2 separate regions of the Mus musculus genome follow, and region 2 is linked to region 1. Evidence: chromatin loops called from intact Hi-C (ENCODE). Cell type or tissue: heart. All regions are shown on one strand. Links, peaks and the distances in the headings refer to the core of each region. The heading gives the core; the rest is flanking DNA.

Evidence for each region. Hi-C counts contacts between places; a loop is a spot of excess contacts. Peaks named below come from ENCODE experiments on the same cell type or tissue, not always from the same donor. Only the 100,000 strongest peaks of a DNase experiment are listed, where the experiment ranks them.
Region 2: it touches region 1 in a loop (7-fold over the local background); 17 of 42 quality-filtered maps call a loop at or near these places.

The regions. Positions count from the first base shown.
Region 1 is chr3:151,835,071-151,843,816 of GRCm38, reverse strand. Ptgfr (prostaglandin F receptor) reads left to right here and starts at 6,289. Exons shown (of 3, transcript NM_008966.3): 1 at 6,289-6,515; 2 at 7,876-8,745. The coding sequence starts at 7,948. In heart, for the core only: a CTCF peak has its summit at 6,858; DNase peaks (open chromatin) are centred at 6,416 and 6,896; H3K4me3 peaks cover 1,321 bases; H3K27ac peaks cover 682 bases; H3K27me3 peaks cover 1,121 bases.
Region 2 is chr3:152,086,072-152,094,817 of GRCm38, reverse strand. All of the region lies in intron 1 of Gm31881 (a long non-coding RNA gene), which reads right to left. It overlaps Gipc2 (GIPC PDZ domain containing family, member 2), which reads left to right. Exons shown (of 6, transcript NM_016867.1): 6 at 523-977. The coding sequence ends at 671. Among named protein-coding and RNA genes, the nearest start is that of Gm31881, 6.5 kb to the right of the region's middle. In heart, for the core only: a CTCF peak has its summit at 5,381 (motif pointing right); no DNase peak of the experiment used is centred there; H3K4me3 peaks cover 27 bases.

The sequences.
Region 1 (8,746 bases), core at 3,747-8,746:
AATAATAAGATAAAACATATATATCTATCTTGAAAAACACAGTTTTAACTTTGGAAGAAAGAAAGTCCTATCTGTAGTTATTTTATGGTACAGGTTTCAGTTTGGAAATAGGTAAGAGGGAAATCTGGGTAAGGTTTGATGGGGAAGATGGTCACTGGATAGGGTTTAAAGTATAGGCAATATTTACGTGTAGAGAGTTGAGATAAGTATTTAAGGAGGAGGAGCCTATGCAGCGTGGATGCCAGACAGTCTAGAGTGTGTTTGGAAAGCTTGCATGCAGGTAAAGAAGGAGAAAGATGAACCCTAAGATGGTGGAGGTCTTGTCAAATATAGACAGCAAATGCTTACTGATAGTTAATTTATGTTAACCCCAAATTTTAATTTTAGGAAGATTTTGTCTTGCTTAATTCATGTGGATTAATTAATCAACACCATGTGGTATAATATGAAGTGGGAAGAAAGAGGGACTAGGCTGGGGGTGATCAACTTAAAGAAGTAGAGCCCTGATCTTGGGCAACTGGAATTACTCCAAGGTTAGGAGACAGATGCAAGAAGTCCTTCACAGCTACTGTTGGGGTTTAGATATCAAAAGTCCTTGAGAGTCCCATTGTAGAAGTTTTATTTAAGAGTCCATGACCTTATTAGGAGGGTGTGGCACCCTTTGCAGATGGAGTCCAGATAAAGGACCCCATATGGGTCCAATGTGATCCTCACAGGCAGCCAAGGCTCCTGCCTAGTGGTTTAGAGTGCATCTGTGCCTTGCTGAGCCCCGTGGCTCCTGAGGTCATCCTCTCAGTACAGTAAGCAATGGACTTTCCTATCCCCAAGCCCCTACACATTCTTCTTTCTCCGTTATCAAACATGCCCAGTGACTGCTTCTATCCTTCCCTGGGGAAGAGTTTGGTCTTAAGCTGGTTTGCATTAATGCCAAGGGAAGGAAGACATATCCTCTAGTCCACTCTCACTTAAGTGCTGGGTAAGAAGCTGTTTTAGGGAGACCCTTCTCAGGGAAGTTCCAGGTTCCTGGCCCATGGTCTAGTCTTCTGTTGGAGTTTACTTACAACACATAAGCTTACAAAAGTAATAATTAAGATGTCAGGATGGGGGCTGTCCACTGTTGACTTGAAACATAGCAACCATTAGACTCCATGTTCAATGAGACTGTGTGGGCTGATTGAATATAATAAAATTAATCAGTGAATCTAATACCCACTAAAGGATTGTATTTGTTTTCTAGAGCTGTGTAACCAAGTACCACAAACTGGATAGCATACACAACATAAAGTGGAGCTAGGGATGTAGCTCAATTATTATGACACTCACCTAACACATACAAGGCTCTGAATTTGTTCTTAGCACTGTATAAGAGTCCACGCCCAAAACCCCAGACTTGAGACATGAAACACAGGTATCAGAAGCCAAAGGTTATCCTCAGTTCCATGGTGAGTTTAGGGAAAGACAAAACTGTAGTGTCTCATATGATTGTAGGCCTGGTGGTGGTGACAGTGAGGTTAGGTTCCCTGAGAGCTGTGGGGGTTCCATCCCCTGTCATTTGCCTGCCTGGTGCTTGCCTGGTGATCCTGAGCAGTCCTGGCTCTGTAGACGTATCAATTTAGGTTCTACCTTGATTTTCACGTGTGTGGAAACCTCTGTGGTACACCGTCATAGGCTATCTATGCATAAAGACCTCAGTCATATTGGATGAGAAGTTGTATACCAGCATGTCTTAGTTGTGGTTACATGTACAATAACTCTTGCAGTAACAACCCCCGCTCTCAGTGTCTCTAGATGCATTTGCCTCTCCTCTGACCTTCTCATGCAGCTAATACTACTGTATACTATTAGCAGCCAGTAGTATGGCCGCCATGAAGAACATCGACCAAATCCATGATTTTTTCACACATGATGATAGTATATAACCTAAGAAAATTGCCAGATGTCTTACTTCTTGTTTTCTTCCTTGTTATGATGGAAAGACACAACATGACTATCCACACCACAGACTTGTTACAAGGATCAAGTTAAGTAGTTTAAAGATATCTAGCACTCAGTCTGTTAAACCAGATGTGTTGATATATCTTTATATAATATCACGTGATTTTATTAGTTCCTCATTTACAACTGAAATACATTACCAGTCTCCCCAAACAACTCCCCAGAGTCTCAGTTCACAAGAGGATAATAATAATTATTGTTTATAATAATTAAACAAATCAATGTTGGACAGAATTCTTTATTGCAAACAATTAACCAACATAGTTAATCTTATAGAAAGTAGATAATGATCTATGGGACCATCAGCACTCTAGTCCCATTGTGACGTACTATGCTGGATGCGCTCTTACCAATTCTATTCCACTTACCCTAGATTTCAGTGCTCTTCCCAGGCAACTCAATTACTTCTCCCCTAAACCTTACCTCTTTTCCTTACCCTTTCAAGTCTTTGCTTCAGCCCCATCCTTAGATTCTGAGATCTGTAGTAATTTGTACAGGATTCTCTCTATCTTTTACAACCTCGCCCCAATTGCTCAGACAATAACTGACTCCCAGTCATTCTTCAGGAATCTGTACTACACGAGAAAGATTGATGTCTATTTCGTAGGCGGTCATTGTATGAATGGCAGCTTTATACACTACAGTAGATCCTCAAGAACAAATGAATAGATGAATGAATTAATGAAGTGACTTAAAACAGATGTGTGACCCCAAACACAAAGACGTCTAGTAACTTAGCTTCTCAAACAGCAGGGACATGAGGAGAAAACCAAGCGTGTCTCACCACAGACTCGTATTCTTCCCAAGTCTTCATGCAACCCTGGCTTTAATGAAAACATAAAGCTGTGTCCCTTATACCCGAGATTGCTGCTGAGAACTAAACCAGAAGAAAGACAGATGTCTGCATTGTTTTGGTTTGAGTACAGAAGGTTTTGCAATATCCAATCCACATTCTTTCACAATATCTCAGACCAGCCATGTCATTTTTTTTGTTGCTGTTAACTATTGATGGTGACAGTGTAAAAAGGCTAGTGGATAAGAAGAAAAGAGAGTTGAGAAGAAGTTGGATGGAAAGGTGTTTCTGAGGGCCAGGGAGACAGTAAAGGCACTCACCACTGAGTCTGATGGTCTGAGTGTGATCCCGAGAGCCACGTGATAGAAGGAGAGAACCTACTCCCGCAAATTGTCCTTTGACTTTCTCGTGCACTCTATGACATGTTTACACTTGTGGACCACACTCCCTCCACATGCACAGAAAACGAACACAGAAGTGTAGTTTAAAAATAAATATATTTTTTTAAAAGAAAGAAGGCTATTTGCATTACCTGCCCTATGCCCACTTTGTGGCAGGCTTCTTCCACTCACTCAGGAATGGAGCCTGGGTTGCTTTCATTCTCATACAGAAGGGACATGGGGCAGATAGCCGAGTGAGCAGAACTTTTGGCTCTGTTGCAGAACAGCTCTAGGTATGGAGAGAAAAGCAATGCGCACGCAACCAATGTCAAATCGAAGTGCTCACTTCATAAAGTCAGAACAGCAGCCATTTCTTTTTCAAAGAGCTACAGAAATCGCATCATTTTTTCCAACCTACTTTGCATCTATTCCTGGGATCACTTCTTTAGAACCCAGTTCCTCATCAAGACCCAGTCCACCCAAATGTTCTTAGAAGTCCCCAACACCAACTGTACCTTCTGCTTCCAACCCCTTCTGCTTCTCTCAGAGGAGGAGCCCACTGGAGGCCCTGTTTAACCTCTCACCTACCCTTCCTCCTCCACAGCTAAGACTTGGATCCTAGCTGCTCACTCCAGAGACCTGGATTGCTGTTGTTCACACTGCCCTCTATGTGATACTCAGTCACACAGCTCTAGGAAGCGAAAACATCTTTTATTAGGTAGCAAGTCTCTTAGTAAGTTGTATTACATTTTTATAATTTACTCCTCACAAATGCATTACGTATATTACTTTTTATGTATCAAATGTTTACATAATAAACATGAATTTAAGTCTAAAGTTGTAATTTCCATAATAACCAAATTGGGGCACGTTCCTCTATTAATCTCAGTGGCAAATTCCAATAAACCTTTGCAGGCAATTTAATTAAAATGCCAAACCTCAATTTTCAACATTCCTCCTTGATTTTTATGGAGTATTTTTTTCTTTCAATTTCAATGTCATGGAGTGTGCACATTTTTTGTCTAAACTGCTCCATGTCTAATCCCGAGTAGTGATGGCTAAGTCCACCCATACAGTGCATTCCTCTCTTGTCTCCTTCAGTGGAGGCAAAGCTAGCATCAACTTTGTCTCCATTCAACATAAAGAGAATGCTGGTTTGGGAACCCCATCACATGCCTACTGCAGAAGCACGCTCATCTCTTGGCAGGGACCACACAATACAGCAATTCATGGTTGCTCACAGAGCATTTATATCTGTCTCCTAGAAGGCAGAGGGCTAATTCTCACTGAATCTGGTGAATGGATGTGTCTACAAGTGGCTCTATAGGCGTATCAACTTCACACATGCAGCAATAAAACCAAAATGAGATATATTTTAAAAAGGCTGGTCAGCCTCTCATCTTCAGCTCTTCTGTTTTTGCCTGACGGCTTTTCTTTCTGTGGATTAACCCGTTTTGTAGCACTGTCTTTGGGGACTAGGAACTGGGAGTCAGATTAGGGTGGCACATAGGCCTGGGAGCAACATTAAAAGTTGTTCATTGTTCACTTTTTGAGAGCACCTTGCCCTGCTAATATTAATATGTCTAGTTTGTCTGAACTATGTGTTGGTTAAGGAATGGGGTTCTAAAGAGGGAATTCCAATAACAGATGCAGAATAGATTGAAGAAATGATGCAATTCCGGTAGTGCTTTGGAAAAGAAATCACAATTGCCTTGGTTTTATTGAGTGCTACAATTTGACATTGAATGAGCAGGCTGGTTCCTTCCCACCCAGTTCCACAGCACTGGTGTGAGATGCCCCTGTCTCCAAGCTGCAGAGATTCCCAAATCGAAATCTGGCTCTAGAATTCACTACTTCAAAGATTTGGTGAGAACAGGGGAATGACAGAGAAGACCCCCCCCCCCCCCATAGAGGGCCATTTCCACGAGAGAAACACAAGGAAAACCATCAACACACTGAGCTGCAACCAAGGACTGTTAATCATTAAAGGAAAGAGTGGCACTCCGTGTCACATTTTCAGTGTGGCTTGTGACAGGGTTGTTCTTTGGATACTGGCCATCCCGGGACACAGCATTTTCCAACTAATCAAAACATTGACCTCTCTGACCATACCCAAGTCACAGTTTAAACACGCTATGATAATATCAATTAAAACTGCTCTGTCTCCACCACAGGGGGAGAGTGTGCAGCCGGACTTTTCTACAGTTAATGGCTAATTTATTTTATCTTGCCTTTGCACTTTATGAGCCCTTTCGATCTTCAGGAATTTGGAAGCACCTTCTGGCTCTGGAATGGAGAAGCAGATTCCAGAACTCTTTACACAGCTAGTGACAACCTTTTGCTAGGGCCAGAAGGGAAATCGAGGTAATAGGGGCACACAAGTGCTGCGCTGGAAATGACATATTCAGAGGTGTGGATGTTATTAGCTAAAAAACAATCATAGTGAAAAGAACTCACATTGTACAAGTTCACACAGCACTATACGTTTAACAAGCTCAAATAACAGTTCTTAATGAAAAATGAGCGCGCCTTTACTTGAACACAAAGTACATTTTACAAAATCTATAAGGTGTATATCCTTTGTTGTGGATGTCACTAGAAATTCTCTCAAGGACTTCGAAGCTCCCAAAAGGTCTCGAATCCCAGGCCAGCAGGTGCTTAAGAACGCAGCTCTCACTTCCCTTTATACTCTTACCCGGCTTGCACTCCAGTGACAGTGGAGCCTAAGGCTGTTCCTCTTACAGCAGTTGCCCAGAACTTCTAATTCACTCCCTGTGGATATCTGCTAGAAGTTCTCTTTCAAACTGGCAGACCTTTACCCAGATTTCCGCGTCCCTTTTTGGTTGGACCTGGAATTAATTCATTCCCCATAAGCTGTACCCGACAATCCCACACACCAGGCTCTAAACATGCCTTGGTTTTCCTTGTTTCTGTCTTGAAGCTTCGGAAATGACCTCTTTCATTTGGAAACGAGTTTAAAGCAAAACTTTCCGTAGTTGCCTGGTGGCTAAAAGCGTTGTCTTCTGCTGCTCGGTGGCCAAAGCATCAGAGGACCGTGCAGCAGCCTCACCCTGTGCGGGCAGAGAAAGTGGGCGGAGAGGAGAGAGACGAGGAAGGGGCGGAGGTCACCCAGCCCTCCACCCTGCAGAGGCTGGGAGCATCTCTAGGTGCTCTGGAGTTCAGGACACAATAGGTCCTGCGGGTGATCCAGTGCTCAGAAGTGTCCTAGGGAGGAAAGAGAGGTGGAACCCGAGGTTGCGGCTGCGCAGGGCTGGTTGCGCCATGGAACACCGGGCTCAGCGCTCTTCTGCTCCGGACACAACCACTCAGTGGCTCAGGATGCCGAGGTAAAAACCCCGTGGCTGCATTCCCACGGCCGGATTCCCACGGTCCCTGGATTCTCCAGCTGAACCCAGGGTTGATAAACTCCGGTGGCAACAGCTGCAGGGGTCCCGCTGGAGAGCACTATAGGCTGAGACTGGCAGGGATTTTGGACCCAATTCGTGGTGTGCTATGAGGAAAGAAGGGCTTGGGGGCTTCACTGTAAGGATGGGGCTCAGTAGCAAGGATTTCCACCACCCTCAGGAGAGAAGCACGCACACAGGGCTACCCCTTTCTTTCCCTGAGATTCCCTGCTGGCTGCACTACATGGTCCTTACCCCGGCTGCCGCAGACCTTTGGCGCCCCCCAGGGTGGGAGGGAAAAGAACTCTCCGGAGTTTGAGAAATTGCAAAAAGTTTCAGCAAGTTGGTTAGGTTTAGAGGCAATGTTGCAAGCTGAGGCCCCTTGGGGTGTGGGCTTTGCAACTGTCGAAAGTAGAAATGTGAGTAAGACACCGAGGGGGCAGCCAGCCTCTTTCCTTCAGGCACCTAAAGCCTCTGGGCTGTCAAATCCCCAGCCTCCGGGAAAGCTGCTCTGGGAAAACAATCTAATTATCCAGTGGTGTGGTCCTGAAGCTAGCACGGACTTAGGACTCAACACATTAGGGGCAAAAAACCCAAACAGCAAACAGTACAGCATTTCTCACTGGAGGCTACAGTAACCTGACAGCACCCTTCCTCATCTTGGTGCAGGGATTTCTGCCCCGTGAAAGAAGGCTAGATCAGAAATCACAGCCTCAACACTCTTCCATGAGTCAAAGTGTGACTGAGTGTGAGGTGTGTGTGTGTGTGTGTGTGTGTGTGTGTGTGAGAGAGAGAGAGAGAGAGAGAGAGAGAGAGAGAGAGAGAGAGATTGATTCTGTTTGTTGCCCTTTCATGACCTTGGCTTTATGACCAGCAGGTGGATCAAGTACTTGGGGAGGGGTCAATGTCCCACAGAGAAAAGAACAGGATTTTAAAGGATTAGTTATTTCAATAGATTGCTATGCGTTAAAAACTCCATTGGTTTGAAATCTAACCTTCTTAGTGCTTTAGTAAGACTTCAAATGATTCAAGATGTCAAGGATACATCAGGATGGCTTTTTTTTTTTTTAGATTTCTCTCTCTCTTTCTAGGGAAGTGAACTGATGGTGTCAGTTTGGGCGGTATCTTTATCTTGAAAGAGAGACAACCAGAACAGATGCATGCTGGCGGCAGGGTCCTGCAACCTGACTTATGATAGGCTGGGCAAATCCACCCCATCCCAGGGTGCTGAGGCACTTGGTTCTAAATGTCAGATGACTGACTGGTAATTAGGTCTTTATAATTCCTGTCCTGTATGCTACAGATGTCTGCACTCCGAGACTGCACAGTTGTGACAGAGAGATGACTTGAGGGGACAGCTTTTACCTCCACAACAATGTCTATGAACAGTTCCAAGCAGCCAGTGTCTCCTGCAGCTGGACTCATCGCAAACACAACCTGCCAGACGGAGAACCGGCTTTCAGTATTTTTTTCTATCATCTTCATGACAGTGGGGATCTTATCGAACAGCCTGGCCATCGCCATTCTCATGAAGGCCTACCAGAGATTTAGACAGAAGTCAAAGGCTTCCTTCCTGCTTTTGGCTAGTGGCCTGGTGATCACAGACTTCTTTGGCCACCTTATCAACGGAGGCATAGCTGTCTTTGTATATGCTTCTGATAAAGACTGGATCCGCTTTGATCAGTCAAACATCCTGTGCAGTATTTTTGGAATCTCCATGGTCTTTTCTGGCTTGTGCCCACTTTTTCTAGGCAGTGCGATGGCCATCGAGAGGTGTATAGGAGTCACCAATCCTATATTTCACTCTACGAAGATCACATCTAAACACGTGAAAATGATCCTGAGTGGTGTGTGCATGTTTGCTGTGTTCGTGGCTGTGCTGCCCATCCTTGGACACCGAGATTATCAAATCCAAGCGTCCAGAACCTGGTGTTTCTACAACACAGAGCACATCGAAGACTGGGAAGACAGATTTTATCTCCTGTTCTTTTCTTTCCTCGGACTCTTAGCTCTTGGTGTTTCCTTCTCGTGCAATGCCGTCACGGGAGTCACACTCTTAAGAGTGAAGTTCAGAAGCCAGCAGCATAGGCAAGGCAGATCTCACCACCTGGAGATGATCATTCAGCTCCTGGCCATAATGTGCGTCTCCTGCGTCTGCTGGAGTCCCTTTCTGG
Region 2 (8,746 bases), core at 2,332-7,331, 250 kb before region 1:
CAGTGTGTCTTCACCCATCCAGATAAGGAGAGGGCTTGGCACAAGTTTTATCCACAGAGCCCATGTGAAAATATTAGATGTGGTGGTGTGTGCTTTAAAGCTTAGTGTTGGGGCAGTAGAGACAGGAGGATTCCTGGAGCTGGCTAGATTACAGTATAGTCTAACTCTAGGCCAACAAGAGACCTGTTCTCGAAAAGAGGTGGGGAATGTTTCAGGGAACGGACAGCATTTAAGGTTGCATTCTGGCACACACACACACACACACACACACACACACACACACAGGCCCCACCAGACAAAAAGAACAAAACAAAAAACCCCAAACAACTAATTGACGGGCTCTCAGGTTGGTGACAGCTGCACACCTGGTACAGTGGACAGATAACGAAATCTATCCCTGCCCCTTGGTGAGTGAAAGTGTGTGTGTTGCTTTGGGGTAAGTAGTCATGGTCCTGCTAACATTTTATCAGCCCTCTGATGCTAATTCATGGCTCATCGATTCTTAAACATTATCGTTGACAGCTACAACCATGTTTGAAGCTGGGAAAGACAAGAGCAACCCAGATGAGTTTGCTGTCGCTCTTGACGAGACTCTGGGAGACTTTGCCTTTCCTGATGAGTTCCTGTTCGACGTGTGGGGAGCCATCAGTGACATGAAACAAGGAAGATGATGGCGTGGCCCGTGTTCCTGCAGAGATGACCACAGTTCTGCAGGCAGCCTTCTCCGGGGTCTTAGACACTGTTATGAACTCTACTTTAGCCTCCTGTGTATGAGATACAGTCTTCGAAATGTAATTTTGATTTATGGATGATGTTTAATATAGTTTCTTATGTAGTGTGTTTAAGGTAAATTAAAGTGTGATCCATTTTAATATTTGTTCAAAAGCTTTAAAATTTTTAGAGGAATCTTTCTACATAGGTGATTTTGGTCCCTGTTTGTACCCACGGCTCTTTCCACATAAAATACTTGATTACAACAGCTTTGTGGGTATTTTTCTTCAACATCTTGCATGTTTATGAGCATGTTTGAAGTTGTATATTTATTGTTACATATATGTGCTTAACTGTTTGTACACCCTGTGCATGAAGTGCTTAAGGAGGCCAGAAGAGGGAATCTATAACCATCTGTAACTCTCCGACTGGAGTGACAGGCAGTTGTGACCTGCCACGTGGGTGCTTGGACGTGCACCTGGGTCATCTTCAAAAGCAGCCAGTGTGGTCAAGTGCTGAACTGTCTCCAGGGAACCCCTTTCTTCATAATCTTAATATAACGGGAACTAGGATCAGAGTCTGATTCACCCCATAGCATTTTCCTTTTGTTATGTTAACATGAACAGGATGAGTTTAGGAAATGGACCGTGGATGATGTCTGCCACAGGTCTAGAAGTTTGGTGCTCATTTTTAAATGAGCAGGAGGAGGTGTTCATCTGACTCATTGTTTGTAGGGCATTTTCTGTAAAACAAGGGTTGATTTTTTTTAAATTGCTCTTAAAAGCAATTGGTTGGAATTGTTGTGTGTGCACGAATGTGTGTGCGGGCCTGTGTGTGCTCCGGTGTGCGTGTGTGTACATGAGTACAAGGTATAAACATGACAAGTAGAAGCATTTGTGTTTGATTTTGTTTTTTTCAGACCTTTAACTATTATTACTTTCTTCACCTATAACCTCTGTCTGCTAACTCTTCTAAGGCCTCCAGGCCAGTGCTTAGATTTGTAGCGTTTTTACTCTAAAATCTGACATGCTGTCTTTGGCGCGTGAGCATGTGGTTTAAGCAGCAATCGTCTTCGGTTTCCTAAACATCGGAGGAAATGCTGCCAGGAACCGGCTGCCCGAAGGATGTAGAGGAGGAGGGCGGAATGGAAGAGTGCGTCCACCTGTTCTTTTAGAGGCCCGGCACCCTTCCTCTGACCCTTGCTTGATTGAGAAGATTGAGAGGAAATGTCAGTCTAAGCCTCCGTGGGCATTTCACGGATGTAAGAGGAATGGAAAGAACCGGCCCCAGCGCAGATCATGTAGTAAGGCGGAAGAGGGCGTGGCCAGGCACTCCGGTACCTCAGATGGAAGATGCAGAGCACCTCGGCAGCAATCAGAAATGATAACCAGGAGGGCGTGCTCCGGCAAACCAGAAGGAATGCCTTTTTCATGCTGGGTTAATGCCTCGGTAACTCTGTCCTTTTCGGCAAAAACGTTACTTTTTGCTGTCTCCTCCGTCACAGCAGAGCGGCGCTGTGGTTCACGTTCTTCATTTATTAATCTGCGCCCTGCACAGGAGCGATTTGAATCCTTAGCGAGAAGCACAAGCAGCCCGTAGGATACAGACCGTTTAATTCTGTTGTGCGTATTTGAAAATAGGCTTCAGCTCGAGCTGTGGTCTGTTAGTAATTGTTCAGCGAGTCGTCTGTGGAGGTTCCAGAAATGCCTATAACTTAGGAGACACAAAAGAGAGCTGGTGTTTTAGGACCGGTAAAGTTACCAGACGAAGTAGAAGGCCCATGGAAACATCGTAGTTTAAACAATAGCAAAAATATAAATTCTTGGTCACTAGATGTTAGATTTGAAATGTTTATTGTATTTTTTTATCATCATTATGATTTTTTTGGTGTATGTGTGTGTTTGAGTAAGACTGTGTGAATGTGAATGTACGAGAGTTTATGAGTGTGTGTCAGTATGTGTGAGTGTGTAGGAATTAGAGAATTTCCTTGGGGCTGTATATGTTTCTCCTTTGGAGGTCTTCAGGAAGACTAGAATTCAGTTTCCCCATGTCTTACAGAAAACCACTGTCATGGTGATCTTTGTAGAGCTTGGGTATGCAAGGCACCAGTGTCCGTGAACAGCATCACCTCTTCTTGTCTGTTAGAATTTGGAGGTCACTTGTTACCAAGGGTGTCAGCTGGACCCAGGTGCTGCACACACTAAGAGAATTCCCTCTGGAATGTTCTCATCTCTTGCCTCTACTGGGAGACTAATAACAAGGTCAGTTCTTCAGGTCATTCCGTCTCCACACCTGCAGAAACATCTGTTTGTGATCTTTGCTCCCTTTGGCAATGTACAGTGAGTGCTTTCATTTCCTCTTGTGTAGTTTGATGTGGTGTGTGTGTGTGTGTGTGTGTGTGTGTGTGTGTGTTTGTACATGTGCACATGGCTGCACGTGTCAGTACTTGCTCATGTGGAGGCCAGAGGTTGACATCGGTGTCTTCCTCAGTTGCTCTTTAGCTCAGTTTTTTTTGAGACAGGGTTTCTCACTGAACCTGGGACTCATCGACTTGGTTAGGCTGGCTGGCTGGTGAGCTCCAGGGATCTGCCTCCTTAGCACGGGGATTGCAGACACATACTATACCCAGTGTTTACAGGGGAGCTGTGGATTAGAACTCAGGTCCCCATGCTTTCATAGCAAGCACTTTACCCTGAGCCATCTCCCCACTGAATTTTAGTGTTATTTGAATAAACGTGACAGGAATATTATGATTACTCAGGCCTTCATTTTTTAAAACATAATACTGACTTTTTTTTTTTTAAGTTATATCTAACTTGTAGCCCATGGGCTCTATGCAGCCAAGGACAGACTGTGAGTGTAGCTCAACACAAAATTGCAAACTTAAACACTACCCCAATTATTGGTGTGTATGGTGGTTTGAATAGGAATGGTCCTCATAGACACACTGTTTGAACGATTGGCTCCCAGGGAGTGTCATGTTTAAGAGGTGTGGCCTTGTTGGAGGAAGTGTGTCACTGTGGGGGTGGGCTTTGAGGTCTTATATGCTCAAGCTATGTCCAGTGTGGCAGCCTCCTTCTGTTGCCTTTGGATCAAGATGTAGAACTCTCAGCTCCTTCTCCAGCACCGTGCCTGCCTGGATGCTGCCGTGCTCCTGCCATGCTGATAATGGACCGACTCTCTGAACCTTTCAGCCAGCCCCAATTAAATGTTTTCCTTTATAACATTTCCCTTGGTCATGGAGTCTCTTCACAGCCATAAAACCCTAACTAAGACAATGAAGAATGTCAACAAGTATTTAGTCAGCCACTTCAGGTAATCCTTAGCAACCCCTTGAGTAACGTTCACCTCATTTTTAAATATTTTAAAAAAGTAGGTTGTGGGAAATTAAGTCACTTGCTCAAGGGCACATATGTAGCTAGTGGCAAATTCAGGACTTGAACAGGATTTGGAGTCAAATTCTCAGCTCTCTGCAAAGCCGACTCTGTTAACGTTTTACGGGAACAATGTGAAGTGTACATCACCCAACCAAGGAAAGCTGTAGGGAATGAGGGCCCAGAAAGCAAGGCTGTAGACTCAGCTAACAGCTCTCACTACCCGAACAAAGAGCCGCCTCCTCGAGGCCAGGCTAACCAGCAGGTTTAGATTATCAGATGGTGGATTTTAGATGCAAAAGTACTTGGTTCTTTAGGTGAGGAAAACTGAAGTGAGTAACGACTATGCTAGGACTTTGTATTTAATAGTGCACTCATTGCTCTATGTGTTCTTCCCAGGATGGCTTAAAAGTTTTTTTTTTTTTTTTTTTTTTTTTTTTTTTTTTTTTTTTTAAAGAAATCAAAGATTGGGACCATTTCTCGGCAAGTAAGAACTGGCTTTACCAATCTTACAATGCCTTTGCTGGTGTAAGTGATCTCATGGTTTAATTGATTTGGTCCCAGCTAATGCGTAACTTTGTTGTTTGGACTGAATGAACAAGGTATTTTGTTTTTGTTTTTTCACTTAATACATAAGGAATATCTGAAAGGCTGTCATCAATATTAAACTCCAAATAAAACTACCTTTAACTGTACTGACTAAAACCCAAAAAGTTTCTCCTTCAGGGGTGATCCACTTGTCAGGGGGTGTACTCAATGCATCCCGCTTTAGCTGAGGGCCAGGGTGGATCTGGAGTGGGAAGGCAGCTGGAATGAGGTCCATGTTATAATTGGTCATTCTGAACTCTATGAACTATGACCATACCACTCCTTCAGTTTTCTTGATTAAACATCAATAGTCAGTTGGGATTAGTCTTTTAAAAAGTAAATTAATTCAGAGCTAGAGAGATGGCTCAACGGTTAAGAGCACTGAGTGCTCTTTCATAGTGCCTGGGTTAGATTCCCAGCACCCACATGGTGGAGCATGACCCTGTGTAACTCCATTGTAGGGCATCTGATATCCAATTCTGGTCTCTGGGCACAAACGTGCGTGCAGGCAAAACACTCATAATAATAACAATCTAAAGTGAATGAACTGTCATAATAATATAATAACAATAATATCAAATTAAACATTAAATGTAATAATAATAACAATAATAATACATGAAAGTGAATTAACTGTCTTCCAGGTAGGCTCATCCAGGTGAGCCTATCTCATTTCATGGCCCAGGTGGGCCAACCCTGCTTTTTGTTTTCTACCTCGTCTGACCAGTAGGTGGCACTACCTGCACGGGCTGCCACCTCGAAGCTGCCTTTCTTTCCCTTGTGATTCCGATAGGTCTGTCAGGTGTTTGGTGTAGTCTTCATTCTGGCCTGTCTAGTCTGATTCTTAAGCACAGCCAGGTGACAGCTAAAGTGTCTCTGATACTCAGCTACTCTTCTGAGCCTTGGGGACTGCACTTGGTGTCTCTGAGAGTATTGAGGCTGATGACAAATTCTACCAAAATCAGCCCAGGTTCCACTAACCCGGAGAGGCGCTGACTGGTGGAGCGCTGCCGGAATGATTGTGCTTAATATCCTGTGAAAATTATAGACGACTTCATACCAAGCAGAAAATTAAACAGGCGCATTAAAAAATTTTAAAGCTTAATTCGTGGCTGCAAAACTTTTAAACGAGTTTTGGGCAAACAGGAAATTGTGAATTAAATGGTTCTTTGCTTGAATAAGCAAGCCAAGCTTCGTGGCAGCTAATGATCAATACTCTGCAGCTCATGAAAAGGCTTTCATCTTTATTATGATAGAATTCTGTCCGGAGGTTGATTCAGGTTTTACTGTTCTAACTGCGGTCACTTGAGCTTCTTATTCTTTGTGGCATTTTTCATATTTAAGTAATTTGCCATCGCTTTGAGCGAGAGCAGTTTTATCTTGGGAATCTTCCTGTGACTTATGTTTTAATTCTACTGTCTCCCGATGCTCCTGTTAACCGTGGTTAAATATGACATTTGTTATAGACAAGATTTTTCATTTGTTTTTATTTCCTTAGAAGCATATGTAGCCTTGGCACCTTTAGTTAATTAGTGAATAATTAGTTTTGTGTTCATGCGTATGATGTGCGTGTTTGCATGGTCACGAGTCACTGCACGCATGTGGCCGTCAGGGAAAACGGTGGCGTGTTGGTCCTCGCCTTCGCCTCTGTTCCGAGTCAGGGTCTCCTGTTGCTCTTTTCCTGATGTGCTCTGTGCTTCAAGCTGGCTGGCCCTTGAGCTTCTGGCTGATTCTCTGACTGTACCTTCGTGTCTCACGGTGAGAGAGCAGGTACTACAGAGGTGTGTGACTGAATCCAGTGTTTTCTGTGGGTTCTGGGGTGGAACTCAGGTTCTAAGGCTGGGCAGAAAGCACCTCCACCAAACCACAGAGCCACCTCCTCTACCTGAAAGTTTTAAAAGTGGCTTTTGCCCTAGTTTCCTATAATCATAACGACAGAGAACTTGTACTTTATCCGGTACACTTGTGCCTTCATGGTCCAGGATACACAGGAGTGATTTCTGTAGGATAGTGTCTGTGGGTGATTTCTGTAGGATGGTGTCTGTGGGTGATTTCTGTAGGATGGTGTCTGTGGGTGATTTCTGTAGGATGGTGTCTGTGGGTGATTTCTGTAGGATGGTGTCTGTGGGTGATTTCTGTAGGGTGGTGTCTGTGGGTGATTTCTGTAGGGTGGTGTCTGTGGGTGATTTCTGTAGGGTGGTGTCTGTGGGAGGTGGAGTTGCCTAGGAGAGAGCGGCAGGATCATGAATCAACTCCGTCAACGGAGAGGTCTGCTCTGGGTTTCACAACTGGTCATGACATCACGTATCCATGGGAGAGGGGATGCCAAAGGATAAGTGTCTTCCACGCCTAAGGGGAAGGCCTTCCCTGAGCAGCACTCTTTGTTTTGTTGTATTGGTTTTCTAAATTTAAAAAAAATTATGCATTTATATCCCAAATGCTGCCCCCTCCTGGTTCCCATTCTCAGAGTTCCTCCCCCAAGTGCCCTATCTTTCACCTCTGAGAGGGGTCTCCGCCCCCCCCCCCCCATATCACTCCATCCTGGTGCATCAAATCCCTGTAGGATTAGGCACCTTCTCCCACTGAGGTCAGACAAGGCAGTCCTCTGTCTGCTGCATATGTGAGGGGCCTCTGAGCAGCCCATGCTCTTTGGTTGTTAGCTCAGTCTCTGGGAGCTCCCAGGGGTCCAGGTTAGCTGGCACCACTGGTCTACCTGTGGGGTTGCCATCCCCTTCAGCTCCTTCAATCTTTCCCTTAACTCTTCCTTAGGGGTCCCTTACCTCTGTCTAATATTTGGCTATGGGTCTCTGCATATAGCTCAGTCAGTTGCTGGGTAGAGCCTCTCAGAGAACCAAGGTTCCTGTTTGCAAGCATAACACAGCATCACTCAGTGTCAGGGATTGGTGCCTGCCCATGGGATGGGTGTCAAGTTGGGTTGGTCACTGGTTGGCCATTCCTTCAGTCTCCCTGCACAGTACTCTGTCTAGTTGAGAATAGGATTATCTAACTTCCAGAATTTAGTCTTTTGCTCCAGGAGTGGCATGGACCATTTGGTTTTACTTCTGTGAACAGACACCATGAACAATGCAAGTCTTATAAAGGACATTTAATTGGGGCTGGCTTACAGGTTCAGAGGTTCATCAAGGAGGTAGGCATGGTTTTGGGCAGACCTGAGAGTTCTCTATGTTTATCTGAAGGCTGCTAGCAGAACACCAGTTTCTAGGAAGTTAGGACAAGGGTCTTAAAGCACAAGCCCACAATGACATACTTATTCCAACAGGTCATACCTCCAAATAGTGTCACTCCTTGGGCTAACCATATACAAACCATCACAGCCAGGCATTAAGCTATTGTTAGATTCATTGACATTGCTGATTTGTGGTTCACTTTTGACACCACTGTTTGTTTATTAGTATGCCATCCTCTTTTTAATTGAAGCCAAATATCCCAACAAATGTTGCATATGGATCTTAGTAGCCTGTGATGGGCTGTCTTTTCTTTTTCTTTTTTAAAGATTTATTTATTATTATATCTCAGTACACTGTAGCTGTCTTCAGATGCACCAGAAGAGGGCGTCAGATTTCATTACAGATGGTTGTGAGCCACCATGTGGTTGCTGGGATTTGAACTCATGACCTTCGGAAGAGCAGCCGGTGCTCTTAACCACTGAGCCATCTCTCTAGTCCAGGGCTGTGTTTTCTTGATTGACAGTTACAGGGATCTATATGATTCACTTTCTATGAATCTGGAATAGTCTTTCAACCTTTTAAGGGCATGCACTGGCTAGTTTTATGTCAACTTGACACAAGTCAGAGTCATCAGAGAGGAGGGAGCGTCTTGAGAAAATGTCTTTGTAAGAACTGGCTGTAGGCAAGCCTGTAGAGTATTTTCTTAATTTGTAGTTAGTGTGGGAGGGCACAGACCACTGTGGACAGTACCACTCTGTGCTGGTGGTCGGGGGCTCTATAAGAAAGCAGCTGAGCAAGCAGTGAAGAGCAGGCCAGTAAGGAGCACCCCTCCATGGCCTCTGCATCAGCTCCTGCCTCCAGGTTCCTGCCCTGCTTGAGTTCCCA